2 separate regions of the Homo sapiens genome follow, and region 2 is linked to region 1. Evidence: chromatin contacts called from ENCODE Hi-C or POLR2A ChIA-PET data. All regions are on one chromosome and are shown on one strand. The core of a region is the stretch at or near the end of the contact, and the rest is flanking DNA. Distances in the headings are between cores, read along the strand shown. Region 1 holds the start of RAB11B (RAB11B, member RAS oncogene family). Region 2 holds the start of LOC124904635 (a long non-coding RNA gene).

The links. Hi-C counts contacts between places; a loop is a spot of excess contacts on that map. ChIA-PET counts read pairs that join two places held with the same protein, here RNA polymerase II (POLR2A). Pooled maps may share reads with other maps.
Region 2: a pooled map shows a loop between it and region 1 (4-fold over the local background). The contact joins the enhancer-like site here to the promoter of RAB11B in region 1. A Hi-C loop is called at or near these places in 1 of 37 single-sample maps with no recorded cell type and 6 of 50 pooled maps. POLR2A ChIA-PET finds 5 or more read pairs at or near these places in 1 of 52 experiments (GM10248).

Annotation. Positions count from the first base shown.
Region 1 is chr19:8,387,492-8,394,535 of GRCh38, forward strand. It overlaps RAB11B (RAB11B, member RAS oncogene family), which reads left to right and starts at 2,869. Exons shown (of 5, transcript NM_004218.4): 1 at 2,869-2,965. The coding sequence starts at 2,926. It overlaps RAB11B-AS1 (RAB11B antisense RNA 1), which reads right to left and starts at 3,200. Exons shown (of 3, transcript NR_038237.1): 1 at 2,518-3,200. It overlaps MIR4999 (microRNA 4999), which reads right to left and starts at 1,889; the gene lies at 1,799-1,889. LOC124904632 (a long non-coding RNA gene) reads left to right here. Exons shown (of 2, transcript XR_007067128.1): 2 at 1-668. RefSeq lists silencers at 2,501-2,782, 3,002-3,261 and an enhancer at 2,532-2,731.
Region 2 is chr19:9,792,257-9,799,300 of GRCh38, forward strand. LOC124904635 (a long non-coding RNA gene) reads left to right here and starts at 806. Exons shown (of 3, transcript XR_007067134.1): 1 at 806-897; 2 at 1,136-1,392. LOC100505555 (a long non-coding RNA gene) reads right to left here and starts at 924. Exons shown (of 2, transcript NR_148545.1): 1 at 678-924. RefSeq lists silencers at 283-432, 4,017-4,206 and enhancers at 316-816, 817-1,317. Within about 2 kb of position 4,080, at least 3 of the 41 ENCODE cell types and tissues checked have a DNase peak (open chromatin) inside an H3K27ac peak, as active enhancers do.

The DNA of each region.
Region 1 (7,044 bases), core at 1,619-4,118:
AAAAAAAATTAGCTGGGCATGGTGGCACACACCTGTGATCCTAGCTCCTCAGGAGGCTGAGGTGGGAAGATTGCTTGATCCCAGGAAGTTGAGGTTGCAGTGAGCTATGATCGCACCACTGCACTCCAGCCTGGGTGACAGAGCAAGACTCAGACTCCAAAAGGAAACTTTAAAATGACCAATCCAAGTTTTCTTTTCTTTTTTTCTTTTTTTTTGAGTCGGAGTTTTGCTCTGCTCTCCCAGGCTGGAGTGCAATGGTGTGATCTTCGCTCACTGCAACCTCCGCCTCCCTGGTTCAAGTGATTCTCCTGCCTCAACCTCCTGAGTAGCTGGGATTACAGGCACCTGCCACCGCGCCCGGCTAATATTTTTGTATTGTTAGTAGAGATAGGGTTTCATCATCATTATCATGTTGGTCAAGCTGGTCTCGAACTCCTGACCTCGGGTGATCTGCCTGCCTCGGCCTCCAAAGTGCTGGGATTACAGGCATGAGCCACTGCACCTGACCTCCACGTTTTATTTTCTGTTTGTGCTTTACTTGGCCCTTTTTCTGCCTGTAAAACCAACCTACCTGCTCAGCTCATGGGAAAATTAGTTTCATTTTGTGAAATGAAGTGTTGCCCGATTGTAGAATTGCAAATAAAATCAATTAAGATCTTTAAACTAAATGTGTTGTAATTTTGTTTTTTTGACAGATGCCCAATGAACACCCTGGGAATGAGATCCAAGAGGCGATAATGGCATCTGCTCTAATAACTAGTACATTGACTCTAGGCTTAGATTATTCACCACTGAATAAATAAACGTATTTATTCAGCAGTGGGGAACTTACAGCAATGATGGGGACAGATACAGTCCCTGATGTCATCAGGCTGATATGCTGCTGACAGAGGACAAAAAACAAACAGATCAATGGGTCAGGAAAGCAAGGCTTTTTTTTTTTTGAGACAGGGTCTTGCTCTGTTACCCAAGCTGGAGTGCAGTGGGGTGATCATGGCTCACTGCAGCCTCGATTTCCCAGGCTCGAATGATCCTCCCGCCTTGGCCTCCCAAGTATCTGGGACCCTGGCATGATGCACCACATCTGGCTAATTTTTGTTGTTGTTCTTTTCTTTTTTTTCCTTTTCTCTTTTTTTTCCTTTTTTTCTTTTTTTTTTTTTTTTTTTGAGAGACTGGGTTTTGACATGTTGCCTAGGCTGGTCTCTAGCTCCTGGCCTCAAGTGATCCTCCCACCTCAGCCTCCTCAAAGGGCATGTTTTTAGGCATAAGCCACCGCAGCCAGCCAAAACAAACAAACAAAAAGTAACGTATACTTTGTGTTAATAATTTTGCATAGTATATTGAAAATTTGCCAAGAAAGTACATTTTAGATACTCTCACTACACACACAGTTAATTATGGAAGGCAATGGATAGGTTAATTGCTTAACTCTCATAATTGGCCATGTGTGGTGAAAATGCCTGTAATCCCAGCACTTTGGGAGGCCAAGGTGGGCGAATCACCTGAGGTCAGGAGTTCGAGATCAGCCTGACCAACATGGAGAAACCCCGTCTCTACTAAAAATACAAAAAAATTAGCCAAGCATGGTGGTGCATGCCTGTAATCCCAGCTATTCGGGAGGCTGAGGCATGAGAATCGCTTGAACCCGGGAGGCAGAGGCTGCAGTGAGCCGAGAGCACACCATTGCACTTCAGCCTGGGCAACGACAGCAAAACTCCGTCTCAAAAAAAAAAAAAAAAACTGTCATAATTATTATTTCACTGGGTACATGTGTATCAAAACACACGCTGTACACCCTAAATATATAAAACAAACACATACTGTATTGTCAGGTAGTGATAAATCCTATCACTACCTGACAATACAGCAGTATGTGTTTTATTTTCTATATTACCTATTTTTATATTTTACCTATGTGGCAAAATATAGGACAAAAGAGGGGTAGTGGTAGGAGGTCCTGTTGGAGAGCATTGGTATCCAGTAAGGATTTAAAAGTATTTATTTAACAAAGAATAGCAGAAAGTGGACGGTTGATTCACACTTGGTGCAATCTCGGCTCACTGCAACCTCCACCTCCCAGGTTCAAGCGATTCTCCTGCCTCAACCTCCTGAGTAGCTGGGTTTACAGGCACCAGCGACCACGCCCGACTAATTTTTGTATTTTTAGTAGAAACGGGGTTTCACCATGTTGGTCAGGCTGGTCTCGAACTCCTGACCTCGTGATCCGCCAGCCTCGGCCTCCCAAAGTCCTGGAATTACAGGCGTGAGCCACCGCGCCTGGCTGATCTGGTTATTTTCAAAAGATTCCATGAGACGGGTTTCTTCAGTTTACAGAGGAGGAAACTGAGGCACAGAAGGATAACCCAGTGAGTCCCAATATAGAGATGGAGACTGCAACCGAGAAAGGGGACCCAGCGCTGAGGTCCCCGGAAATGGTCATTTATGGGCTTGGGGGGCGACCAGGGCAGCGCGCGCTGACCTATGACGTCATCGGGACGTTAAGCATCGTAGCATTACCTGGACGTAGCCCCATTTCTCTTCCCGGACAGGTCCTCTGATAGTCGGGTAGGTTCTCAATCAAGCCTCTCATTAGTTATTTGGTCTGTCAATCCATTTCATTCCTGCAGTCTTCCGCCCCGCCCTCTTGAGCTCGCCCCTGATAGGCTGGCGCGTCCGTCACTTCAAAAAGGTCCGCATTCCTTCCGCCTTTCTCCAGGACACCGAGGGCGAGGAGGGTGGTACCAAGCGGCGCCCACCCTCAGAGCACTACTTCCATCTCTGATTGGCTTCGCTGGGTGCCCGTCGCTACTCCACTCGCCGCTGATAGGCCATTCAACCGCCGCTCTGCGCGGCGCCGGCTCCGCCCCCGTCGGGTGTTTGTGGTGGGGCTGCGGAGTCGCCGATCCCGCCGGAAGCGCCAGGACAATGGGGACCCGGGACGACGAGTACGACTACCTATTCAAAGGTGCGGCCGGTGGGGCACAGACGGGCGAAGTCGTGGCGGCGAGGCGGCGGGCAGACGGGCCAAGGCCGCGCTCCAGGCCGCTGGGCCCAGGCCGGAGCCCGGGGCTTGGGGCCCGGCGGGTCAGGCAGCCGGGAAGGCCGGAGCCGACCGGGCAGCATCAGCTTCGGGCTAGGATGCGCGGCTATACGGAGCCGGAGGCCCGGAGAGACCTGGGGGACCTAGGACGCGCCGGGGCGGGGCCAGAGCCTAGAGGGGGTGGGGCCCGGAGCGGTGGGAGAGGCTGTTAGGGCGGGGCCTCCGCAGGGGGTGGAGCTTTCCCAAGATTTGGCGGGCCGGGCTGGGCTGAAAGCGTGATTCGGGATGGGGGCGGGGTTTTTAGGGGCGGGGCTAAGGCGTGATGGGCGTGACCAATAGGTGGGTTGGGCCTGGGCAAACGGAGGCGGGGCTCTCACGAGGCTTGTCCTGATTGGGGCAGCGTGTTTGGGGGTGGGGCCCGGGAGAGGCGGGGCAGGCAATGGGGGCTGGGCCGAGATGAGGGCCTGGGGGTGAGGTGTGTGGTGGTGGGAGCCTTGGATTGGGGTGCAAAGCTGGGATTGAGTGGAAAGGCACCCGTGTGTGCAGCAAGAATTCCATCTCTTCACTCAGAACTCTCAACAGTGCTAAGCCAGTACTTGCACTTTTCTGAGCACTTTACCCGAATTAACTAAAATCCTCACTGCAGCCCTTTGAGGTTGATACTAACCAGCCTCTCTTTTTACACGTTGGGAAACTGAGGCCCAGAGTGACAAAGACACAGTTTATAAGTGTTGGAACCCGATTGAGCCCAGGCCACCTGTAGGCCTTACCACTTAGGAAGCGTGTCTTAGGGGGCTTGTGGCCAGCATCTGGGACTTTGGGTTGTTGGACCAACTTCTTCCAACACGTGCGCACTGATGGCCGGGGCCCCAGCCAGCCTGCTGGAGGGTCTTCCCCGCCCGAGGGACTGAGGGGGCTCTAGGAGCATCACATAAGGCCTAGGTAGATCAGGCAGCCATTGCCCATTTAGGGACAGCTGGAGGAAGCCGGAGTCCCTTGTTTCTCAGCTGAGCCTTCTGTGCCCAGCTACACTTTGGCCTAGTGGTCTGCCCTGGTTGCTGGGCTCCCTGGCTGACAATGGCAGCCCTTGAGGGCTAACCCCTGGATCCAAGGTGCCTTCACCCTGCGGCCTGCTCTATGAGGGCCTGCGTCGCACATCAGCTGTTGGTATCCTCACCTCGCTGAGCCGTTCCTCCGAGTGTGCTCTGTGGCTTGCACCAGGCCTAGCTGGGCCTTGTGTCTGGTCTCATCCAGCGTCTTCTGATTGTGGGGAATGAGGCAGAGGTCTCCCCACCTGGGCTGTCCGTGTGGCGAAAGCCTTCCGGGGGGAGGGAGAGGAAGTGCCTCTACAAGGGCCTAGAGTCGTCCTGTGGCACTGAGGGCTCTGGCAGCTGCACACAGGTTGATAATGTCACTGGTGGGTGAGGCTCTGTGGTCAGCAGGTGCCCGGCCCAAGGTCTCGCCCCTCGTGGCAGGAGGAAGCTTTGGAAGGGTTTTGGAGACTGGGATTCTAAGGGGCCGTCTGGAGACAGGGGGACTAAACTTTGGGTCCTGCTGATCGGGTGCCATCTCCACTCAGCCCACCGTGAGGCAGCTGCTCCCAGGTCCTGGCTGGGCACCCACCCAGACGTGGCACTGCCAGGGCAGGGGTGTTGCTCCCCACATGCCCCATCCAGGTTTCTGTGGTTATCCCCTGCTTGTTATTTTTGCCCTTTTGCTGTGTTAAATGACCCAGCTCCGAGTGCTTGCTCAAGTCATGGTTTTGCCCTTTAGATTATTTCCTTGAAGTGCGTTCCCAGCAGAACAGTTACTGGGTCAGGAGCAATGGAGAGGCTGTGTGGTTCCCGGGACTTGTCTGCAGAGACTGCTTCCTGGAAACACTGATTTAGCTTCTGCGGCATCTGGCATTTGGCGGGCAGGCGGTGTGGGGTGGGGGGGGGCGGTGCCTGCCCTGCTGCCCTCCCCACACTGGCCTCCTTTTACTGAGTCTAGCAGGTGCCCTGCTGACCTTCTCAAGCTAGTTGGTAGCAAAAATCTAACCCACAAGTTCAGCTTTTCCCAAACTGGTCATCTGCCGTCTCACCTTCACAGCTGTGCCTCATCAGAGGACCTCCTCTATTCTCTTTCAATATTTTTCTTTTCCTTTTTCTTTTCTTTTTTTTTTTTTTTTTTTTTTGAGACAGAATTTTACTCTAGTCACCCAGCCTGGAGTGCAGTGGCGCAATCTCGGCTCACTGCAGCCTCCGTCTCCCGGGTTCAAACGATTCTCCTGCCTCAGCCTCCCGAGTAGCTGGGATTACAAGCACCCACCACACCCGGCTAATTTTTGTATTTTAGTAGATACGGGGTTTCACCATGTTGGCCAGCTGATCTTGAACTCCTGACCTCAGGTGATCCACCTGTCTCGGCCTCCCAAAGTGCTGGGATTACAGGCATGAGCCACCGTGCCTGGCCTCTGCATTTTTTTTTTTTTTTTTGGTGGCCACATCACGCACTGGCTCCCTTGACTTCAGCGGCCAAGGCCAGCAGATCCCCCGGGTGATGCCCCGTGTGCCATTTGTTTTCCTTCGTGAATGTTCTTTCCTTCCCCCAGGAATGACACTGTTGATTTGTACCTAATTATAGAGCCTCACATTTATCCTCCTAACATTTTCTCCTTTAGCCATGGGCCATTTTCATAGCCTGCCACTAATTGCCGTGGGACCCCAGATTTCTTTTCTGATGGACTCGGTACTCCATGGTTGCAGCTGTGTCCCCAAGGGCCACTGAGGTCCTCTCAGAGCCCTTCCCCTACCCTAGAGGCCCTGGCCAATCAGGGCTCACCTGGCCCTGGAGGACATGGGTCGTGGGGGAAACGGGCCGCAGCTGCCCCAGGCCCTGTCCTCTGGGTCTTGTCCACCCCTCCCCTGCCCAAGGACAAGGTGGCCCCTGTCCCCAGGGAAGGGGCCTGCCTGGTGCTTCCCTTTCTGTGCTGAGGCTCCTGAGGCAGCTCCCAGCCCTCAAGCCTGGGCAGACCTCACAGTGGGCCTGCTGTTCCAGTTGCTGTTTGGGGACCCAAACATACCATCTTCCCCATTTAGAATGGGGGTCCCTCCAGTGCCCTGGCTCTGTACACCTCCCCATAGAAGAGCTGAGACAAGAGTGGCCCCCAGTGCCGGTCCCTGGGGCCTAGGATGCTTAGGACCAGCTTCCAGGGGAGGGATGGGGGCACTGCTTGGCTCCGCCAGGCTCTGCCGGAATGGGGGCACCATTCCCCTGAAGAGTCTCTCAGTCTGCCTGAGCATTAGGGTCTGGGCCCCCAGGGCCACCACACTGTCATGGGGCAGGCCAGGGCACCTAGGACTTCTCAGAGGTGCCAGTTCTTTGTTTTTGCCAACCGGGCTTGCCTGCTCTGTCAGCCAAGTGGCGTGTCTGGGGTAGGGGGGTCGCTTCCCAGCCAGTGAAGCCACCAACTTCTGTGGAAATGCTCGGAGCTGTGTCCTCAAGGGCTCTTTATTTCCCCAAGACAACAGATTGCTTGTGTCCTAGACAATGAAGTTTTCATCCCCAGCCTGCATCCTGGACCAGCCCGCCACTGCCCCGCTGGCCACCTCTCTGCATCGGGCACCCAGTGCCAGGGACTGGTTGGGCAGCTCAGCCTCTTTGCCATTCACCTGTTTTGTCACCCAGACTGGAGTGCAGTGGCTTAGTGTCAGCTCACTGCAACCTCCGCCTCCTGGGTTCAAATGATTCTCCTGCCTCAGCCTCCTGAGTAGCTGGGATTACAGGTGCCTACCACCATGCCCACCTATTTTTTGTATTTTTAGTAGAGACGGGGTTTCGCCATGTTGACAGGCTGGTCTCGAACTCCTGAGCTCAAGTGATCCACCCGCCTTGGCCTCCCAAAGTGCTGGGATTACAGGCGTGAGCCACTGCACCTGGCCTGTCATTGATCTGTTCAGTGGCCATTTGGCCTTTGCTCTGACTTGGTCACTCTGGGTTGAGTGTCCCCAGCTGTTCAGGGA
Region 2 (7,044 bases), core at 2,830-5,329, 1.4 Mb after region 1:
CCCCGTCTCCCCCTCATCGAGTCCCCGCCCTCTTCTCTCCCTTCACTGAGATCCCGCCCTCTTCTCTCCCCTCACTGAGGTCCCGCCTCTGACAGCCCCTCACCGAGTCCCCGCCCCCCGTCTCTCCCTCACCGAGTTCTCGTCCCAGTCTCCCCATCACCTAATCCCCACCCCTGTCTCTCCCTTACGAAGTCCCCGGCCCCCGGTTCCCCTCACCGAGACCCTGCCCTGTCTGTCATCGAGTCCCTGTCTCCCCCTCACCTAGTCCCTCTTCTCTCCCCTCACCGAGTCCCCGCCCCCGTCGTCCGCTCACCAAGTCCCCGCCCCCGTCTCCCCCTCACCGAGTCCCGCCCTCTTCTCTTCCCTCACCGAGTCCCCGCCCCCGTCGTCCCCTCACCGATTCCCGCCCCCGTCTCCCCGTCACCGAGTCCCCGCCCCCGTCTCTCCCCTCACCGATTCCCCGCCTCCGTCTCCCCTCACCGATTCCCGCCCCTGTCTCTCCCTCACCGAGTCCCCGCCCCCGTCAATCCTCTCACCGAGTCCCCGCCTCCGTCTCCCCTCACCAAGTCTCCGCCCCCGTCTCTCGGTCACCAAGACCCCACCCCCGTCTCCCCCTCACCGAGTCCCTGCCCGGGTCTTCCTGCCTCCACGTGGCGAAGCCGCACCTGAAGCCCCACCTGGTCGCAAAGGCTGGTGCAGGGGAAACCGTTGGTTCAGCTGCGGTTCCTGGGAAGGGGGTGCCGCTCTGATCACGCGCACTTCTGATTCCCCTCTCGGGGCTCGGAAGCGGCTGAGGGCTCTGGACCCGGTCTCCGAGGCGTGAGGCGGTGGGAGGGTCGGCGGCCGCGTCCTCCACGACCCTGGGGAGAAGTCCCAGTTTCCGCGCAGCCGACAACGGTTGGACCCCGTCCCTCCGGCTTCACTGGGCACCGTGGGGGCAGAACCCGGCGGCGGCTTGGGGTGGGGGCGGGACCACGATGGAGGGAGTCTGTTGGGCGGGACCTCGAAATGCCTCTGCTCGCTTTCCTCTGCATTCATGCGGCTTGTACGAGGATGCGCTGTTTCCTGGTGGTTTGTTATACGGCAGTAGATAACTGATACATCTCTCTTCACTACTTTGTTTGCGTTTTTATAGGTCAGGGTCTTCCTCTGTCGCACAGGCTGGAGTGCAGTGGCTCGATCACGGCTCACGGAAACCTCCAATCCCTGGGCTCAAGCGATCTTCCCTCAAATTCAACAGTAGCTGGAACTACAGGCTCGTGACACCACAGCAGGCTAATTTTTAAATTTTTCGTGGAGATGGGAGGTCACACTATATTGCCCAGGCTGGTCGCGAACTCCTGAGCTCAAGCGATCTTCCCTCTTTGGCGTCCCAAAGAGCTGAGATTGCAGGTATGAACCACCGCACCGGGCCCATTCTCAACATCTCTCAACAAACTGATAAAGAGCATGTAAAAAAATCTACAGCTAACATTGTAGTGAAATACTGAAAACTGTTCTAAGCTCAGGAGTACAGCAACGATGCCCACTCTCACGAATTCTATCAAGCATTGTAGTTACGGCCACGCGCGGCTCACGCCTGAGATCCTAACACTTTGGAAGGAAGATCGCTTTGAGTTCAGGAGTTTGAGACCAGCCTGGGCAAGATGGCAAAACCCTGTCTCAATTTTAAAAAATACAAAAATTAGCCAGGCATGGTGATGCATGTCTATAGTCCCAGCTACTTCGGAGACTGACACAGGAGGATCACTTGAGCCCGGAGGCAGAGGTTGTAGTGAGCTGAGATGGCAACATTGCACTCCAGCTGGGGCGACAGAGGAAGGCCCTGTCTGAAAAAGAAATTGGAAGAAACATTATCTACATTTCTTTTCTGCCATTATTTACAGACAACATAATTGTCTAAGTGGGAGATCCAAAAGAATCTAAATTGTTACACATAATGTGCGGGTTAGCAAGAATAGTGGCTAAAAACTCAATATGCAAAGATAATTGTCTTGTCTCTCTCTTTTTTTTTTTTTTTTTTTTTTTTTGACGGAGTCTTGCTCTGTCGCCCAGGCTGGAATGCAGTGGCTTGATCTTGGCTTGCTGCAACCTCCACCTCCCTGGTTCAAGCGATTCTCCTGCCTCAGGCCCCTGAGTAGCTGGGATTACAGGCGCATGCCACCACGCCCAGCTAATTTTTGTATGTTTTTAGTAGAGACGGGGCTTCGCCACGTTGGCAAGGCCGGTCTGGAACTCCTGACCTCAGGTATTCCGCTGGCCTCGGCATCCCAAAGTGCTGGGATTACAGGCGTGAGGCACCGCACCCGGCCGACTTGTCTCTTTTAACAGCAATATTACAACAGCAATAAAATAAGTAGAAATAAATACAACAAAAAAGTATGCAATATCTCTTCCGAGAAATTTGTAAACTACTATTGAAAGAAATCAAAGATGACCTAGATCAATGGATAGACCTTCCTTGTTGATGGATTAGAAGTTTCAATATAAAGACTTGAATTCTTCTTACTTAATATAGAAAGTTAACAAGTTTTCAGTCAAAATAACATGTTTGATGAGGAACCTGATCTACTTATAATAAAATGTATGTATGTGGAGGTACAAAATACTCCTGAAGAACTGTTGGCACTTACCCTACAGACATTAAGAAATAGAAAGACAGGGTCGGGCACGGTGGCTTACGCCTGTAATCCCAACACTTTGGGAGGCCGAGGCGGGCGGTTCACCAGGTCAGGAGATCGAGACCATCCTGGCTGACACGGTGAAACCCCGTCTCTACTAAAAATACAAAAAATAGCCGGGCGTGGTGGCAGGCACCTGTGGTCCCAGCTACTCAGGAGGCTGAGGCAGGAGAATGGCATGAACCCGGGAGGTGGAGCTTGCAGTGAGCAGAGATCGTGCCACTGCACTCCAGCCTGGGCGACAGAGCGAGACTCCGTCGCAAAAAAAAAGACAGTAATATTGGTGTAGTGGTAAATAAATTAAACCAATAAATAGAATAGAAAGCCCCAAAATACACCCTTATGAATGAGGTGTGTTCTTGGCCATTATGAATAATGCTGCTATAAACGTGGGTGGTCAAATATCTTTTTGAGAGCCTGTTTTCCATTCTTTTAGATATATACCCAGAAGTGGGATTGCTAGACCATGTGATAATACCAATTTTAATTTTTTGAACCACTGCCATACTGGTTTTCATAGCTGCTGCACCGTTTTATAGTCTCACTAACAGTGCACAGGTGGGCCAGGTGTGCTGGTTTTCATGCCTGTAATCCCAGCACTTTGGGAGGCTGAGGTGGATGGATCACCTGAATTCAGGAGGTCAGGACCAGCCTGGCTACATGGTGAAACCCTGTGTCTATTAAAAATACAAAAGAATTAGCTGGGTGTGTTGAGTCCCAGCTACTTGGGAGACTAAGGCAGGAGAATCGCTTGAACCCAGGAGGTGGAGGTTGCAGTGAGCCGAGATCTCGCCAGTGCACTCCAGCCTGGGCAACAGAGCAAGACTCTGTCTCAAAAAAAAAAAAAAAAAAAAAAAAAAAAAGAATTCACAACACAATGACTGTGTTAACAATGTTGTTGAAGTTCATCCTAAGTTTGGTAATTGGGGTGGCCATTTGTGTTAACTAATTGCCTTTATCCAAATGAAAAATAAAAATTCTTATATCCTTTTGGCAAGCAGGCAGTTTTAGCTTATAAGCAGGTGCCTAAGGAAATAGAAGTGTGCTACTGATGCAGGTAAGTGCCATCATTGGGGATTCACCCAGGAAAGAATTCAACTGGTGGTGCTACACAAGGATCTTTCATTCACTCAGAGTTGCTTTTTCCAGAGTACAGCTAAAACCTATGCAGTGTGCCCAGAATCAGCATTTTGTGCTGTTGGCTAGCTATAGTTATACTCACTTTTAATTACATGCAAATTAAGGGGTGTGCCATGCAGAACTTTCTAGAAAGGAGGCTATAACTTCCAGGTGATTGTTGTGGAAGTGAATGGTAACTTTCATGTTGTTGCCATGGTACTTATCAACTGTCATGGCTCTGGTAGGAGTGTCTTACCCTAACAAGCAAGGAGAGCAACTAGAGATGGCTTTTGGTGCCATCTGCTGGTTCCCGGTGGCTTCTTCACTTTATCCTGTTGGGACCAGGAAACAAAGTAAGTCCTACCCAGTCTCCTACCTCACTATGGTCTGAAGGTTGTATGTTGTGTGTGTCCTGCCTCCACACCACCACTCCGCAAAGCCAAATGCTTAAATCCTAACCGCAGAAGTGATGAAATTAGGATATGAGGCCTTAGGGAGGTGATTAGATCATGAGGGCGGGGCCTTCGTTAATGGATTTACTAGCAAGTTTGTCCAAGTCGCCTTATTTTGTTGTTGTTGTCTTGTTTTGTTTTGTTTTAGACTTGTAGCAGCCTGAAGCCATGGTTTTTAGTTTCTGTTTCTAGTGATAAGTGGAAAAGAGGGATGAGGAAGAGGCTTTGCAGGCCCAACCAGAAACAAAAACTAACAACCCATAACTGTATTCTTGAACACCCCTGTATGGGATTGGCCGTGGAGACTTTCTCACCCCTTCTATCATGTGATTATGAGGTATGAGGTAGGAAATGTCTTTGTGTTTAAGGAGGGACTGTTCTGAACGTCCATGCTGATTCCCACTGAAGACGTTAAACTCTAGAGTCTGTGGGAAAAGGAAGAAGCTTAATTGAATGTCTTTCTTTTTTCTTTCTTTTTTTTTTTTTTTTTTTTGAAGCTGAGTCTCACTCTGTTGCCCAGGCTGGAGTGCAGTGGCGCGATCTCGGCTCACTGCAACCTCCACCTCCGGGTTCAAGTGATTCTCCTTCCTCAGCCTCCCGAGTAGCTGGGATTACAGGTGCATGCCACCACACCTGGCTAATTTTTTATTTTTAGTAGAGATGGAGTTTCACCATGTTGGCCAGGCTGGTCTCAAACTCCTGACCTCATGTGATCTGCCCGTCTCAGCCTCCCAAAGTGCTGGGATTACAGGGGTGAGCCACCGCGCACGACCTGAATGTCTTTTTTTTTTTTTTTTTGAGACGGAGTCTCACTCTGTCACCCAGGCTGGAGTGCAGTGGCGCGATATCGGCTCACTGCAACCTCCGCCTCCCAGGTTCAAGCGATTCTCCTGCCTGAGCCTCCCGAGTAGCTGGGACTACATGCACCTGCCACCACGCCCAGCTAATCTTTTGTGTTTTGTTTTTAGTAGAGACGGGGTTTCACTGTGTTAGCCAGGATGGTCTCGATCTGCTCACCTCGTGATCCACCCGCCTCGGTCTCCCAAAGTGCTGGGATTACAGGCGTGAGCCACCGCGCCTAGCTGAATGTCTTTCTTACGAGCCCTGGGTACTGGGCTTGAAACCACCTTTGCAAAAATTATAACTGAGAAACTGATTACAGGGAAAGAGATCTGACCAAACTAACTGCATCTTGCTTCTAACCTCCACACTGTCCTTGTTCATTCCTGGACATAGGCCAAACTAAGTTTGGGATGAACTTAGTTTATAGTTTAACTTTGAAACAAAAACAACAATAATGCTTTCCCAAAACAAACCTCCTTTTCCCTGGAGACTAGACTGCCTTTGCAGGACTAACACATTAGCCACAGATAAGGAATTATGGTTTAGGAGTCATGCAGCTGGTGGGTGCAATATTCTGGACCTCCCCAAATTGCTCCTGGGGATAAAATCACTATCGTAAAACCTAGAATCAGTGCTTGAGATATTTTGCAGACCCTGTGTTTCAGTGCACAAGTTGAGGCCACCTAGATGGATAAACCGGCTCATCTGGTCTTGTGGTTCCCACCCAGGAACTGACTCAGAGCAACAGGACAGGTTCCACTCCCTGTGATTTCATCTCAGACTCAACCAATCAGCACTTCCCACTTTCAGACCCCCTATTATCCTTAAAATTATCTCAAATTATCCTTAAAAACCACGATCTCAGGCCAGGTGCGGTGGATCACGCCTGTAATCCCAGCACATTGGGAGGCCAAGGCAGGTGGATCACCTGAGGTCAGGAGTTCAAGACCAGCCTGGCCAACATGGTGAAACCCCGTCTCTACTAAAAAAAACAAATAGAAAAATTAGCCAGGCGTGGTGGCGGCCACCTGTAATCCCAGCTACTCGGGAGGCTGAGGCAGGAGAATCTCTTAAACCCAGGAGGAAGAGGTTACAGTGAGCTGAGGTGGCGCCATTACACTCTAGCTTGGGTGACAAGAGCGAAACTCTGTCTCAAAACAAACAAACAAACCCCCTGATCCCAGAGTTTTCAGGGAGACTGATCTGAATAATAGTAAAATTTTGGTCTCCTGTACGGCTAGCTGGCTCTGCATGAATGAAACTCTTTCTTTATTGCAATTTCCTGTATTGGTAAATCAGCTCTAGGCAGTTAGGCGGTTACAAGCTTGGTAACTCATGCCTATAATCCCACACTTTGGGAGCCCACGGCAGGAGGATCGATTGAGGCCAGGAGTTAGAGCCAAGCTTGGGCAACATAGTGACATCCCATCTCTACAAAAAGAAAAAAAAATAGCTGACTGTGGTGGTGGGCGCCTGTAGTCCCAGCTACTGAGGAGGCTGAGGTGGAAGAATCACCTGAGTCCAGGAGTTCCATGCTGCGGTGAGCTATGATTGTGCCATTGCACACCAGTCTGGGTGACAGAGTGAGACTGTCTCTAAAAAAAAGGAAAAAAAAAGAAAGAAAATCCATCAGCAGATAGCTCTTGGATCTACCTTCACTTTAGCCTCAGACCATGCCACAACCCCTCTGTTCTCCCCTGCTACCAACTTTCCAAACCACTTTCTTCTCATCGGGATTATTGCCTTAACTTTCCAATTACGCTCCCTGATTCTACCTTTGATTCCCAAGAGTTGTACAAATGACAGACAGATATTCTTAAAATATATATCAGATAATATTGCTCCAGTAGCTCAGACCCTTCTATGACTTTGCATTGCACTCATAGTAAAACCCAAAATGTTTAGTTGTTCTCATGGCCCCATATGATCTGACTGATAATTGACTTCCT